2 separate regions of the Homo sapiens genome follow, and region 1 is linked to region 2. Evidence: chromatin contacts called from ENCODE Hi-C or POLR2A ChIA-PET data. All regions are on one chromosome and are shown on one strand. Each heading gives the region's core, a stretch centred on a gene start or an enhancer-like site at or near the end of the contact. The rest is flanking DNA. Distances are from core to core; before and after follow the strand shown.

The links. A loop is a pair of places that touch in the nucleus more often than their neighbours do. ChIA-PET counts read pairs that join two places held with the same protein, here RNA polymerase II (POLR2A). Pooled maps may share reads with other maps.
Region 1: a map of CD8-positive, alpha-beta T cell shows a loop between it and region 2 (4-fold over the local background). The contact joins the promoter of LINC01704 here to the promoter of AIM2 in region 2. A Hi-C loop is called at or near these places in 2 of 168 maps with a recorded cell type or tissue (CD8-positive, alpha-beta T cell and Caco-2), 1 of 37 single-sample maps with no recorded cell type and 7 of 50 pooled maps. POLR2A ChIA-PET finds 5 or more read pairs at or near these places in 1 of 52 experiments (MCF 10A).

The regions. Positions count from the first base shown.
Region 1 is chr1:158,135,323-158,142,249 of GRCh38, reverse strand. LINC01704 (long intergenic non-protein coding RNA 1704) reads left to right here and starts at 1,610. Exons shown (of 3, transcript NR_033946.1): 1 at 1,610-1,752. It overlaps LOC105371460 (a long non-coding RNA gene), which reads right to left and starts at 1,525. Exons shown (of 5, transcript XR_922187.3): 1 at 1,253-1,525.
Region 2 is chr1:159,073,022-159,080,202 of GRCh38, reverse strand. It overlaps AIM2 (absent in melanoma 2), which reads left to right and starts at 3,437. Exons shown (of 6, transcript NM_004833.3): 1 at 3,437-3,570; 2 at 6,684-6,965. The coding sequence starts at 6,704. RefSeq lists an enhancer at 2,696-2,995.

The sequences.
Region 1 (6,927 bases), core at 361-2,860, 940 kb after region 2:
ATAGGAGTCAGAGCTGAAAAAAAAAAAAAATCTGTCCCTGACCATGAAAGATATTGTTTCTTCCACTGACCCTGCCCCTGCCCCCGCCCCTGCCATAGCAGCCCAGCAGATATCCTTCAACTTATTCAAGAAAGTTGTTTTGGACAACAGAATTCTTCTAGGCTTCCTTTCAGACCAGTCAGGAGGAATGTCATTGCCAACACTTCCTGCTCTAGATAGATAGATAGATAGATAGATAGTTATTGTGGAGACACAGGTAGGGGAGATCCGAATGCAGCCCCACCTTGCTGCAGACAGTGGGGACAACTGAAGAATCCTTCTTTGGCCTCTTTAATGAATTCTTATCTGGATCACTGGAACCTTGGGTAGGTCACTGCTCAGGCAGGTACAGCCACCCTGCTTGTGGTTATAATACTCCTGGGCCTAATAAAATGTACTCTGGCTCACTCAGTGATGTTGCACCAAGATTGTGTCAGTGAAGGTGTCACATCGGCCTGACAAGGCAAACCTCTACCTCCAGATCTGGGGAAGTCTGTGGACGTACGAAATGCACTAGCTTTGCTAAGAGGGATATCTGGGTTGGTGGGGGGTGACCGCAGGACAGTCCTCCAGGGGGCCTTGGACTGACCTAATTCTCACCCCCTTTCTTGCTTGCAGTTCTCAAAAAAACTGTAGAATATGCTGAAAACGTAATACCCAAAATAGGCCTGGCATGGTGGTTCATGCCTGTAACCCTAGCACTTTGGGAGGCCGAGGAAGGCAGATCACTTGAGATCAGGAGTTCGAGACCAGCCTGGCCAACATGGTAAAACCCTGTTTCTACTAAAAATACAAAAATTAGCCAGGTATGGTGGCAGGCACTTGTAATCCCAGCTATTCGGGAGGCTGAGGCAGGAGAATAGCTTGAACCCAGGAGGCGGAGGTTGCAGTGAGCTGAGATCATACCATTGCACTCCAGCTTAGGCAACAGAGCAAGACACCTTCTCAAACAAACAAACCCAAAATAGGCAGTAACTGCCTGAAACAGCCCAAGCCTCGTTTCTGTCCCTCCTAGAAAAAGTAACATCTGGAGCTAGAGAGAAGCTGCCTGGGACAGCCCAGGCTTTATTCCTCTCTCCTCTAGAAGCAGGATACCCTTCTCAGCTTTGCCCAGTGAATCACATGACCCCTGAGATATGTAACTCAGGAGGAATTGCCTTTCAGGGCCTCTCAGCTGTGTTGTGTGGGGGGCATGTACAGTCAAGACTCCAACCTTCCCAGACAGCTGTCTTGAGCCTTGAGGACTGCCTCACAATGGATCCTAGGCTTCTTTTGTCCCTTGCTGCCTGTCTGTATTATACTAAAGCCACTTCACATTACTTGTTGCATGTGAGCGTGTCTCCAACAGACACTGGTAGCACTTCAGGCCAGGATGCAGTGGGCGGAAGTGTGTGGATTCCTATTCCTGGCAGTTAGCATAGTGACGATCTCTGCTGTCCTGCCCATGGTGGGATTGGTGATTAGTCCTGCTTCATAGTTATGTGAATGCTCCTGTTTGTCCTCAGTTTGAGGTCATAATTGACAATTCCAGGGTTCCAGATACATAACATTCTGCTACACAGATGCTGTTTCCTTTGCCCAGCACACCTGTCACTCACCTCAACCCTTTCTCTCTTTTCCCCATCTTTCTGTGGCTAGCTCCTCCTCATTCTTTAGGTCTCAGTGTAGATAGCACCACTATCAGGAAGGAGTCCAGACACTGCCAGGCCTAAGGTAGGAGACTAATCTTCTGCTTCCAAAGCTCCCTGTGCCTTCCTCATCACAGCGCTTCCCAATTATGTTTCAAATTAGTCTGTCTTCCCAGACTAGACTAAGCCCCGTGAGGGCTGAGACAGTGTGAGCCCGTTTTGTTCATGTTTGCACCCAAAATACCTTGTGTACAAAAGGCACACAATATTAGTTGACTAAACTTGTGAACGAATTTTTTTTATGGTTTTGAGGAAGAGGGAGCTTGTGTGTGTTTGGAAAAAGCCTGGACTCCTATTGATAACACCACCATCCCTGCAGCTCCCTCCTCCTCGAGAGCCACTGCCCTTTATTCCTGCTGCACATATCAGATTATGTTTGCAGAAAAATATTTGAATATCTCAAGGGCTATGTTTGAATCTGCACTTCTATAAATCAGATTTATTTGGTCAACCCCATCCTGTAAAGGCTTGCAAAAGAGAAAACTATGAGACAGCTAAGGATGGTGTATTATCCTGAACTTTTTGCTCCATTCCTCACAAGGCTTTTCTTGGTTAATTAAAAGCCTGACTCGGGCGGGTGGGGTGGCTCACACCTGTAATCCCAGCACTTTGGGAGGCCGAGGCGGGCGGATCACAAGGTAAGATATCGAGACCATCCTGGTCAACATGGTGAAACCCCGTCTCTACTAAAAATACAAAAATTACCTAGGCATGGTGGTGTACGCCTGTAGTCCCACCTACTCGGGAGGCTAAGGCAACAGAATCGCTGGAAACTGGGGGGTGGAGGTTGCAGTGACTGGAGATTGTGCCACCGCACTTCAGCCTGGTGACAGAGCAAGACTCCATCTTAAAAAAAAAAAAAAAAAAAAAAGCCTGACTCAGCCAGTAGGAGCTCCCTTCCCACCAACTGACTATAATGAAAGGGAAATTATGGCTTCTTCTACTACTACACAACAGCCTTTGGATGCAACATTCCACCATTTATTTGTTCAACAAAATACTATTAATATTAACTGACCTGGAAGGGCTGAGAGGGCTTTAATGTACATCCAGCTGGGGCCCTTCATGCTACTAGGGACACAGTGAGTGATGAAAACTTCCCCAAAGTAAGGATATTCCTATGCTTGGACACTAAGGTAGAGTTCTCAGGGGCTAGGGCCTGTCATTCCTTCTCTTTCTCTTCTTCTCCACACCTCCACAATGGAACAGAAAGCAACAGTTGTGCCCCAGAAAAAAAATGCCTCTTGGCCTTCAGAACCCTGGGGTGAAACAGAATATCATTCCCAGGAAGTAGCTCCAGACATAAAATTCTCCCCATATTATCTACCCTGGGTTATCTATTTTGTTCTTTAAAATAGGGGCAGCATTTTTGTCTAAAAAAAAAAGTTCCAGGATTAAATAAAACATTAATTAATCTAGAATATTGCACTCATCTGTTCACCCAATGAATATATAGTGAGGAATATTTATATGCAAGTTTCTGTGGATACTTAAAGATTTAATTCCTGCTCTCAAGTTGCTCACGATCTAGTGAGAAGACGGAAACAGTTTCAGCACTAAGCACTATGATAGGGTTATACATTTATGGCCAGAAAGTGGAGGAGGTCAGGGGAAGCTTCCCAAGGAAAACAACACTGGCTTAGTCTTAAAGTTGGGGTGACCGAGCAGAGAAGGGTGGAGGGAGGTGATGCAGAATTGCAGACAGAGTGAACACCAGGTACAGAAGCCAGGCGATCATAGACATAAGCCCTTGCTGAGCACTTATCCTGGGATGGGTGCTACATTAAGAGCTCAACCACAAATCTTTGAAATAGGGCCTATGCCCCCTTTCATATATGAGGAAACTGAGGCGTGGAAGGGCTAACTACATAAATTGAACAAACTTGCAGTTTTCTTAACAAGTGATGAAGCCAAGACTCAAACCAGAAAGTTTGAGTCCAGAGTCACTGCTCTTCACCACTTCATTACCTGGAACTTGCTATTGATGTAAAGTGTCTTTTGTAAAGGAATATAAGATGCCCGAGAAAGAAGGACAGGAAAACAGACTAGGCAGTGGACAGAAAAGCATGTCATGAATGTAGAGTTTATAAGCCCTATGGTGGCATCTGGACTTATATTAAAGGCAACAGGGACCCAAATGATGGATTTTGAGGAGAGAAGTGGCCTGACTTATTTATGTGTATTATTCCATTAACATTGAATAGTATGGATGATAACAGAATAAGACTACTAGAAGTAAGAAGACCATTGGTAAACTGTTGTGGTGACCCAGGCAAGAACTGATGAGGACCAGGAAGTGAAAGCTTGAACTAAGGTAGAAGCAATGAGGATAAGGAGGAAGAGATGGGTATGGGGGGTGTCTCAGAAGTGGAATTGACAGGACATTGAAATTGAATCAGTGCAGAGAGTCACGAAGAAAGAGCAGTCATGAATCCCAGGTTCTTTGTTTTAGAGGTAGGGTATGGAGGAGAAGCAGATTTGAATGAGAAGATAATCAGGGTGGGTTTGGGTGTGATGGGTTACAGATGCTTGTGGGAAGATTCAACTAGACAAGACAATGGGAAGTTCCCTATATGAGTCTGGAGTTAGGAGTGAAATCTGAGTAGAGATATATGTTAGAGAGCCATTGGAACATAGGCTGTCATTGAGATCATGAGAATGGGCGAGATAACCCAGAGAGGATCTCAAAAGTGAAAAAGACTGAGGGTGGACACTAGGGAAACACCAAACACACAGAAGGAGAACTGGAGGCAGGAGGCAGAGGAGGAGCTGAAATAGGAGAAAAATTGTGTGGGCATGCCACCCCTGAAGCGAAGAGGAGAAAGAGGTTTAGAGAATGAGGAATTGATCAATTCTGCTATGTCAAGGTAGAATTGGAAAGTGCTCTTATATATGGGATGAAGTTGTTTGTTGTTGGCCCTGGGAAAAATTGAGTGGTGAGGATGGAAGAAAAATCAAAGTGGGTTTCAGAGCATGTGGAAGGGAGGGGATGGAGGCAGCACTTTTCAGGAAGCTTGGCTTTGATGGAAAGTAGGAGAGAACACAGGAGCAAGGGAGTTGCTGTTCAGTGTTTTGGTTTGGTTTGGTTTGGTTTTTAAATAAGAGAGACTTAGCATGGTGTATTAGTTTCCTATTGCTGCTGTAACAAATTATTACAAACTTATTGACTTAAAATAATACAAATTTACTGCCTTATGGTTCTGGAGATCAGGAGTTCTAAAATGGGTTGGCAGGGATGCATTTCTCGGGGAGACTCTAGGGGAGAATCTATTTCCTTTCTTTTTCCAGCTTCTAGAGTCTTCTTATATTCCTTGGTTTGCATCCCTTCATCAGTCTTCAAAGCCAGCAGTTTACCATTTTCCAATCTCTCTCTCTCTGTCTGTCTCTCTCTCTCCCACTACCCCTTCCCTCTCTCTGCTTCTGTTGTCACATTGCTTTATGTCTGATTTTTTTTAAGAACCCTTGTGAATTCATTGGGCCTACCCAAATAATCCAGGACAGTCTCCTCATTTCAGGATCCCTAATCATATCAGCAGAGTCCCTTTTATTATATGAGGTAACTTATTCACAGATTCTGGGGACTAGGATGTGGACATCTTTGGGGGGTTATTACTCAACTAACCACATATGGTATCTCTGCCTGGCATATAGTAAGTGCTCAAAAATATTATTACAATAAAGGTGCTGGGAAAACTGGCTAGCCATATGTAGAAAGCTGAAACTAGATTCCTTCCTTATACCTTATACAAAAATTAATTCAAGATGGATTAAAGACTTAAATATTAGACCTAAAACCATAAAAACCCTAGAAGAAAACCTAGGCAATACCATTCAGGACATAGGCATGGGCAAGGACTTCATGTCTAAAACACCAAAAGCAATGGCAACAAAAGCCAAAATTGACAATTGGTATCTAATTAAACTAAAGAGCTTCTGCACAGCAAAAGAAATTACCATCGGAGTGAACAGGCAACCTACAGAATGGGAGAAAATTTTTGCAATCTACTCATCTGACAAAGGGCTAATATCCAGAATCTACAATGAACTCCAACAAATTTACAAGAAAAAAACAAACAACCCCATCAACAAGTGGGCGAAGGATATGAACAGACACTTCTCAAAAGAAGACATTTATGCAGCCAACAGACACATGAAAAAGTGCTCATCATCACTGGCCATCAGAGAAATGCAAATCAAAACCACAGTGAGATACCATCTCACACCAGTTAGAATGGCAATCATTAAAAAGTCAGGAAACAACAGGTGCTGGAGAGGATGTGGAGAAATAGGAACACTTTTACACTGTTGGTGGGACTGTAAACTAGTTCAACCATTGTGGAAGACAGTGTGGCGATTCCTCAGGGATCTAGAACTAGAAATACCATTTGACCCAGCCATCCCATTACTGGGTATATACCCAGAGGATTATAAATCATGCTACTATAAAGACACATGCACACGTATGTTTATTGAGGCACTATTCGCAATAGCAAAGACTTGGAACCAACCCAAATGTCCAACAATGATAGACTGGATTAAGAAAATGTGGCACATATACACCATGGAATACTATGCAGCCATAAAAAATGATGAGTTCATGTCCTTTGTAGGGACATGGATGAAACTGGAAACCATCATTCTCAGCAAACTATCCCAAGGACAAAAAACCAAACACTGCATGTTCTCACTCATAGGTAGGAATTAAACAATGAGAACACTTGGACACAGGAAGGGGGACATCACACACCAGGGCCTGTTGTGGGGTGGGGGGAGGGGGGAGGGATAGCATTAGGAGATATACCTAATGTTAAATGACGAGTTACTGGGTGCAGCACACCAACATGGCACATGTATACATATGCAACAAACGTGCACGTTGTGCACATGTACCCTAAAACTTAAAGTATCATAAAAATTTATATATAAATAAATAAATAAACATTTCTATGCTGAGGAGAAAGAGCTATCAGAAAGAAAGACATTACAAACATAGGAAAGAGAGAAAGAGAGAGAGAAAGAGACTCTGAAAGAGAGAAAGCAAGAATCCCTTAGGCCAAAGGGATGGGACCCAGAACACAGCCAGAAGGAGGGACACGCTGGACATTAAGTGAGATAATGTACACGCAGCTGGCAATAATTTTTAAAATGTAGCATTCATTACATATTTGTTTGCCTGCCTTAATCCTCAAGTGTTCCTACA
Region 2 (7,181 bases), core at 2,188-4,687:
CATTCCTTGATATTTACCCAAAGTTGAAAAATTAAGTCCACATAAAAACATGCACACAGATATTTATAGAAGGTTTATTCGTAATTGCCAAAACTTGGAAGCAACCAACGTGTTCTTCAGTAGGTGAATGGATAAACAGATAAATGGAGACAATGGAATATTTTTTAGTGCTAAAAAGAAATGAGCCATCAAGCCATGAAAAACCATGGAGGAATCTTAAATGCAGATTACCAAGTGAAAGAAGACAATCTGAAAAGGCTATATACTGTATGACTTCAACTATATGAAATTCCAGAAACAGCAAAACTATAGAGACAGTAAAAAGATCAGTGGTTGCCAGGATTTGTCGGGAGAGAGATGACTAGACAGAGCACAGAGGATTTTAGGGCAGGGAAACCACCCTGTATGATACTGTGAGGGTGGATACTCATTATACATTTGTCCAAACCCACAGAATGTACAACACCAAGTGTACCCTAGTGGCAACTCTGGAGTCTGGGTGATAATGATGTGTCATGCTCAGTCCACCCTGGTGGGAATGTTGATAATGGGGAGGCTGTGCATGTGTGAGGGAAAAGGGTATATGGAAACCTGTACCTTCAGCTCAATTTTACTGTGAGCCTAAAACTGCTTTAAAAAATAAAGTCTACTAAAAAGAAAAAAACTGGAAAAAAAATGCAAAGTGACATGCTTTTGTGTGTGTTCTTTCTCATTCATCAAATTCGGTATTTATTTGATAACTTGCTTTTTTCTCCATTCGCTCTTGTTTAAATGCTTATTAGCTGGTTATTATTCATCGGGGCATAAACCTGTATATTTCTTATTTTTTTTCTCTCCTGTTTTTCCATTTTATTCTTTTCTAGGCATACTTTTAGAAAGAGATCTTCAGCTTTATCACTCTATTAGCTTTAAAACTTTTCTGCTATCACATTTAGAAAATATATTTATAAAATCTCTTCTGTAATTTGTTCATTTTTTACAAGTATTAGCACTGTCTTTTTGTTTCATGGATGCAATGTCTTTTCTTATCTCTCTGATGACCATATATATTTCTTCTTCTACCCTCTGCTTTGTCCTTAAGTTCCTTCTTCTGATTTGTTTTCTGTTTTTTTTTTAAGTTGGAGGCTTTTCTGAATGTTATTTATGTCTGTTTACTCATATTTAAGAAAGAAATGTCCATACATGTATACACACAAAACTGACTTGAATTCTTTTTGCGTTGGCCTGGTTTATTTATGAGTTAGTTTAATTATAGGATTGGCACGAAAGGGCCTGAGTCTTTGTATTGGAAAACTCAAAATGTCAGTAACGGTGAGAGTTTTTCCCTTCTTGGGCCAGTTGCTACAGTAGGAGCCTCCAGTCTTCTGCTTATGGCATAAACCTTGCTGTCAGTACTCTAGAAGTCAGGGAGGAAAGGGCTTGGGGATCCCACTTTTCTCCGTGAGACTGTTAACAAACCTCCTTTTTCAGCACAGTTGCCTCCTTTCCCTTCTGTGTCTTGTGTCACCAAGTTGGGTATCTCTCTGATTAAATTTCTTGGTAAAACAAAGCTGGACGATGAGTACTTGTCTCTCTGCCCCAGGTGCAGCAGTGTACCTGCTCCTCATTGAGACCACTTCCCAGCTTAATCACTTAACTCACCTTTTACAGGACCTGAAGCCTCAAATCAGTACGCCTCTCTGGGGTTGGTGCTTGTTGGGTTCTTCCTCAACAGGGAGCTTTCTCTCGTTTACTCAGTAGGTTACCAAATTCATACACTTCACATCTTTTTAATTCTTACATATTGTTCTCTTTGGTGTTCTTTCGCCTTGTGTGATCCACTCATTCATGCATTCACTCATTCAACGAATATTTTCTGAACACCTTCTCTGTGCCTGGCACTGTGTCAGGTGAAGTGGATGCAGTGAGCCAGTGGGCAGAAATCTCTTCCCTCATGTGCCTTACATTTTAGGAGCATGAGGCAGAGAATAAACAAACAAATGACATATACCGTATGTCAGATGATGGTCAGTAACACGTGTGGGAAAAGATAATGTGGGGAAGAGGTAGAGAACATGCTGGTCAGAGAAGCCCCACAGATAAGGTGCTATTTGAGCTGAAAGCTGGCAAAAGTGTAGAAACAAGCCTTGCAGTAGAAAGTGAAGGAGGTCCTGCAGCTCTGGGCTGATTACCTGGGCATGGTTAGGTGCTCTTCCTCTGCTCCTTGAGCATCTTGAGCATGCTTTAATTATAACACTTATCATCATGTCCTATTGTGATTATTAAATCACATGTCTGTTTTCATGACTTGGCAGAGCCGCTCAACATCTGGAACTTTGTCTTACTAACTTTTATATTCTCAGAATCTAATACATCATATTAGATGTTCAGTGCATAATTGTTAATTCAATGAATAAGAAAGGAAAACCTCAAGTAAATTGCTGACTAGAATCAAGCCCTCAAGCTCTGAATTTAGGGTTAGGAGCCTGGGTTAGGAAGAAAGACTGTATATATGCTTTTGAGGCAAGCAGTCAGTGAGGGAATGAGGCATGATTACTTGCAGGTGGCTACAAGCAATAAAAATGCGGTCAAAAAGGTTAGCAGAGGGATTGCCCCACTAGTAGATAGGAACTGTTACAACAGCCTGTGACAATGAAGACAGATTGCAAACTTCCTACTTAGGCACAGATGAGAATGTAACACAGAAGAAACTGGCCGCAACTGGTTAAAGCCAAGATGGTCGAAAACTTGGCTGACTGCTGACCCTTAGCTTCATTATGCCCTTAATATCATAAAACTTCCATGGGGAAATTCCCACTCCCATCATGCACCTGACGCCATGACAGTTCCGGATTAACCATCTTTAGTCAAGAAAAGGGTGGCACCCCGATTCCGGGAATTGCCCGCCCATTTCCCAGAAAACCCCTCCCCTTGATTACAGAGTACTCCATACCTTCATTGTGCTTATTCATATAGTACGTGAACCACATTGCCTGTGACTCAAATCTTTGAGTGCCTGCACTCCTCCCTTGAGGGTGTCGTTGGTTTTGCTCCACAATAAAATGTCTATACTTTCGCTTGGGTCTCATTTTCAGATTCTCTTATGCTTTGAAGACAAGAACCTGCACTGCCCTACTGGCAACACTTTTAGATACCCTCTGAGATCAGTGTGCTTGTTTATACCAGAAAAATGTCATCACCAGGCCCCTTAGTCACAAAGTGTATCAAGAAGTCATCTGCGGTCATTTTTTACAGTTTCTAGGCCACTTTCTGTTTCCAATCAGTGTAGTTCCTATGTGGCATGACTCAGATACAAGTTTCTATAGACATTTTCTTCTGTGGCTGCTAGTGAGAACCCAAACCAGCTCAGCCAATTAGAGCTCCAGTTGTCACTCCTACCCACACTGGGCCTGGGGGTGAAGGGAAGTGTTTATTAGGGGTACATGTGAAGCCGTCCAGAAGTGTCAGAGTCTTTGTAGCTTTGAAAGTCACCTAGGTTATTTGGGCATGCTCTCCTGAGTCCTCTGCTAGTTAAGCTCTCTGAAAAGAAGGTGGCAGACCCGGTTTGCTGATCGCCCCAGGGATCAGGAGGTAAGCACCATAGAGGAGCTGGGTTAGAGACGAGAGACTTAACCGTTTCTCTGCTGAAAAAGACAACTGAGGAAAGGCCAGCCATGCTGTGCACACCTCTGAGAACCTGAACCTGCAAACATGGACATCAGCTCTGAAAGGATGGGTTCATTTCTCTTTTATTCACTTTAGCCATGTCCTCTGGTGTCTCTGAGCTGGTGTTCCTTAAGCTTCGGCTTCCTTTGGGGTTTGTCTATCAGCCTATTTGTAAGGCTGACTTTTATGCCAATAGCAAATACAAGCATTTTTTAAGTTAACAGATATTATGAAGTAAAATGCAAGTTTTTCATTTATAAGGCAACATAACTTCAGAGAAAAAACTGAGTCAATCACATAAAATGTGATTAAAATGTGATTGTTATTATATAAGAGGGTTATAGGAAGATTAGCTTCTTATGGACAAGTAGAAAAGTAGGAATCATCCAAGCTGATTGTCACAGTAGATATTCAACAAAGGTAGTGTCCTTCCTTGCTTTCATCAGTAGGATGGGGGCATTTGGATGGCTTTATCATTGCAAATATTTTTAATGTATTCCTTATTTTGAAAATGGTCCTGATAATAGTTTTAATTTTCACTCATGAACTCTACATGTATAAGTAGAGTTTCTCCAGCGCTTACCAACATATAGGAAAAAACATTATAAGGCCATTAACAGTGATAGTTTAGAATTTATTAACATTGACTCTACTGATGGGGGTATTCAAGCTTCCCTAAAATTCACAATCAGTTATTTTCAGCTCATAAACATCTTTTCCTGTTCTTTGGCTTATTTCTTCCACTTTATATGTTGCTGCTCTGGAAGTCATTAATTGCTAATAATGTCAAACATCTTTTTTATGTTTATTGGATATTTGAGCAAATTGCTCATTCACATCTTTTGCACACTTTTCAAATAGACTGTTGTTTTCTTATTGATACATGGTTCTCCATGTATTCCAAAAGCAAAACCTCTATTAGCTCTCTCTCTCTCTCTCTCTCTCTATATATATATATATAGCAGGTATAGCCATATATATATGTGTGTGTGTGTGTGTGTGTGTGTGTGTGTGTGTGTGTGTATTGCAGGTATCTGCCCAGTTTTTGCCTTGTATAATCACTTTGTTTAGTGTGTGTGTGTGCACGGATGTGTGTGTTTCCTACAAAGAAATTGAGAATATGCATGCAATCACATTTGACAAATTTTTTTTTTCTGGCTTGTCCTTTTTGTGCCTTATTTAAGGAACCTCCTTCTACTTCAATGTATTGAGAAATTCTGTGTTTTATTCAACATCATTACTATTCTATTTAGATAATTAATCCAACCAGATATATATTTTGTGTATGATATAAGAGAAAGGCTGAATATATCATTCCCTGTGTATTGTCATTTGTCTGAACACTTTTTATAGTTGGCCATTCTTTCCTTGTGATTTTTAATGCCACTTTGATTATATACCAAGCTTTAATTTACATGTGGTCCTGTTTCCACACTCTATTTATTAGTTCATTTTTTTCTACGCCACTGCCATACTGATTTAATAATTATACATTTGTAGTAAGTATTGATACCTAGTAGTAGGGATAGTACATCCTGATAAACATATTCAACTTGTTTTGCAGGTTTTTGTCTTTATTTTTTTCATTTAGGTTTTAGGATCATTCTGATAAATTCTATGAAAAACCCTTTGAGATTTTGGATAGGAGTTTATAGATTAATTTGACAACACTGCTGTCTTCATTTTATCAAATCTTCCCATTTAAAATATCAGACATACACCCACTTAAGTAGGTCCTTTAAATCTCCCAATAAAGTTTTATAAGTTTCCCTTTAAAACTCTTAAATATATTGTATTCGATGTTCTTATGTACTTTGTAGTTTTGTTGCTATTGGAAATTACTTTTTTTATGTAATTTTTTTCTCTCTTGGAGTGGTACTAAAATAAAGGAATGCATTTCTGTATATTAATCTTATAGTTATAAACTGTTGAATTATTATTTATAATGTTTTGTGTATTATTTTGGATACTATACATAAACAACTATATTACTACAACGTGATTTTGGCAACAAGTTACAAAAATAGGTTGATGGACAGAATAAAGAATCCAGAAATAGACTCACTCATATTTGGACAACTGATTTTTGCAAAGGTAAAAAAAAAAATCATTAAAAATGACAGTCTTTTTAACATATGATTCTGGGAAAATTCATATTCATATGAAAAATAAATGAACTTTGAATCATCACTTATATCATATACAAATTAACTCAAAGCAGTACATACAGCCAAATGTGAAATGATCAAACCGTAAAATTCTTACAGGAAGACATAAAATCTTCTAATCTTGAGATTGGAAAAGATTTCTTAAATAAGACACTGAAAGCATGATCCATGAAAGAACAGATTGATTAATTGCACTTCATCAGGTATATGTATATGCCAAAATTTATCAGATTGTATACTTCCAGTGTATGCACCGTGTTGTATGCCAGTTATGCCTCGATAAATCTATTTTAAAAATAACAGGAAAATGTATCCTGTTTCCTTTTTGTTGTTGTTGTTGTTGTTGTTTTGAGATGAAGTTTCGCTCCTGTTGCCCAGGCTGGAGTGCAATGGCGCGATCTTGGCTCACTGCAACCTCCACCTCCCAGGTTCAAATAATTCTCCTGCCTCAGCCTCCTGAGTAGTTGGGATTACAGGCGCCCACCACCATGCTCGGCTAATTTTTGTACTTTTAGTAGAGATGGGGTTTTGCCATATTGGCCAGTCTGGTCTCAAACTCCTGACCGCAGGTGATCCGCCCACCTTGGCCTTCCAAAGTGCTGGGATTATTACAGGCGTGAGCTACCGCGCCCAGCTAATGTATCTTGTTTTCTGAGAATTCCAGAGGTGTTGTATACTTTCTGAAGATGTCTTTCCCAGGAGTAGTGATCACCTTGCTTAAGAAGTTCTTACCTATGTCCTACTCAAATCTCTTTTACTACTGCAAATATTTTATTTTTCTTTAAAAAATATTAATAGCTCACCTTGCTTTATTTTGAATGTAGAATCACTTTTGGTGGTGTAATCTTACATGTTTTGGATTCCTTATAGGCTGATCCCAAAGTTGTCAGATGGAGAGTAAATACAAGGAGATACTCTTGCTAACAGGCCTGGATAACATCACTGATGAGGAACTGGATAGGTTTAAGTTCTTTCTTTCAGACGAGTTTAATATTGCCACAGGCAAACTACATACTGCAAACAGAATACAAGTAGCTACCTTGATGATTCAAAATGCTGGGGCGGTGTCTGCAGTGATGAAGACCATTCGTATTTTTCAGAAGTTGAATTATATGCTTTTGGCAAAACGTCTTCAGGAGGAGAAGGAGAAAGGTAATGTGGGAGTTCCACACCTGCCCCGTCCCTTTTTCTGCCAAGCCTGGGCCTTTCCTTTCATGGCATCCCTGGGATATGACCCCCAGTGCACATTGTTGGAATTTGTTTGCTAACTTAGTGCACCTGTCTCTTTGCCCCCTTTTACTGAGAATCGCTTCTAGGAAGTGTTTGTTACAAATTCCACAAATCCATTCCAGCCTTTGTTTGCATCTC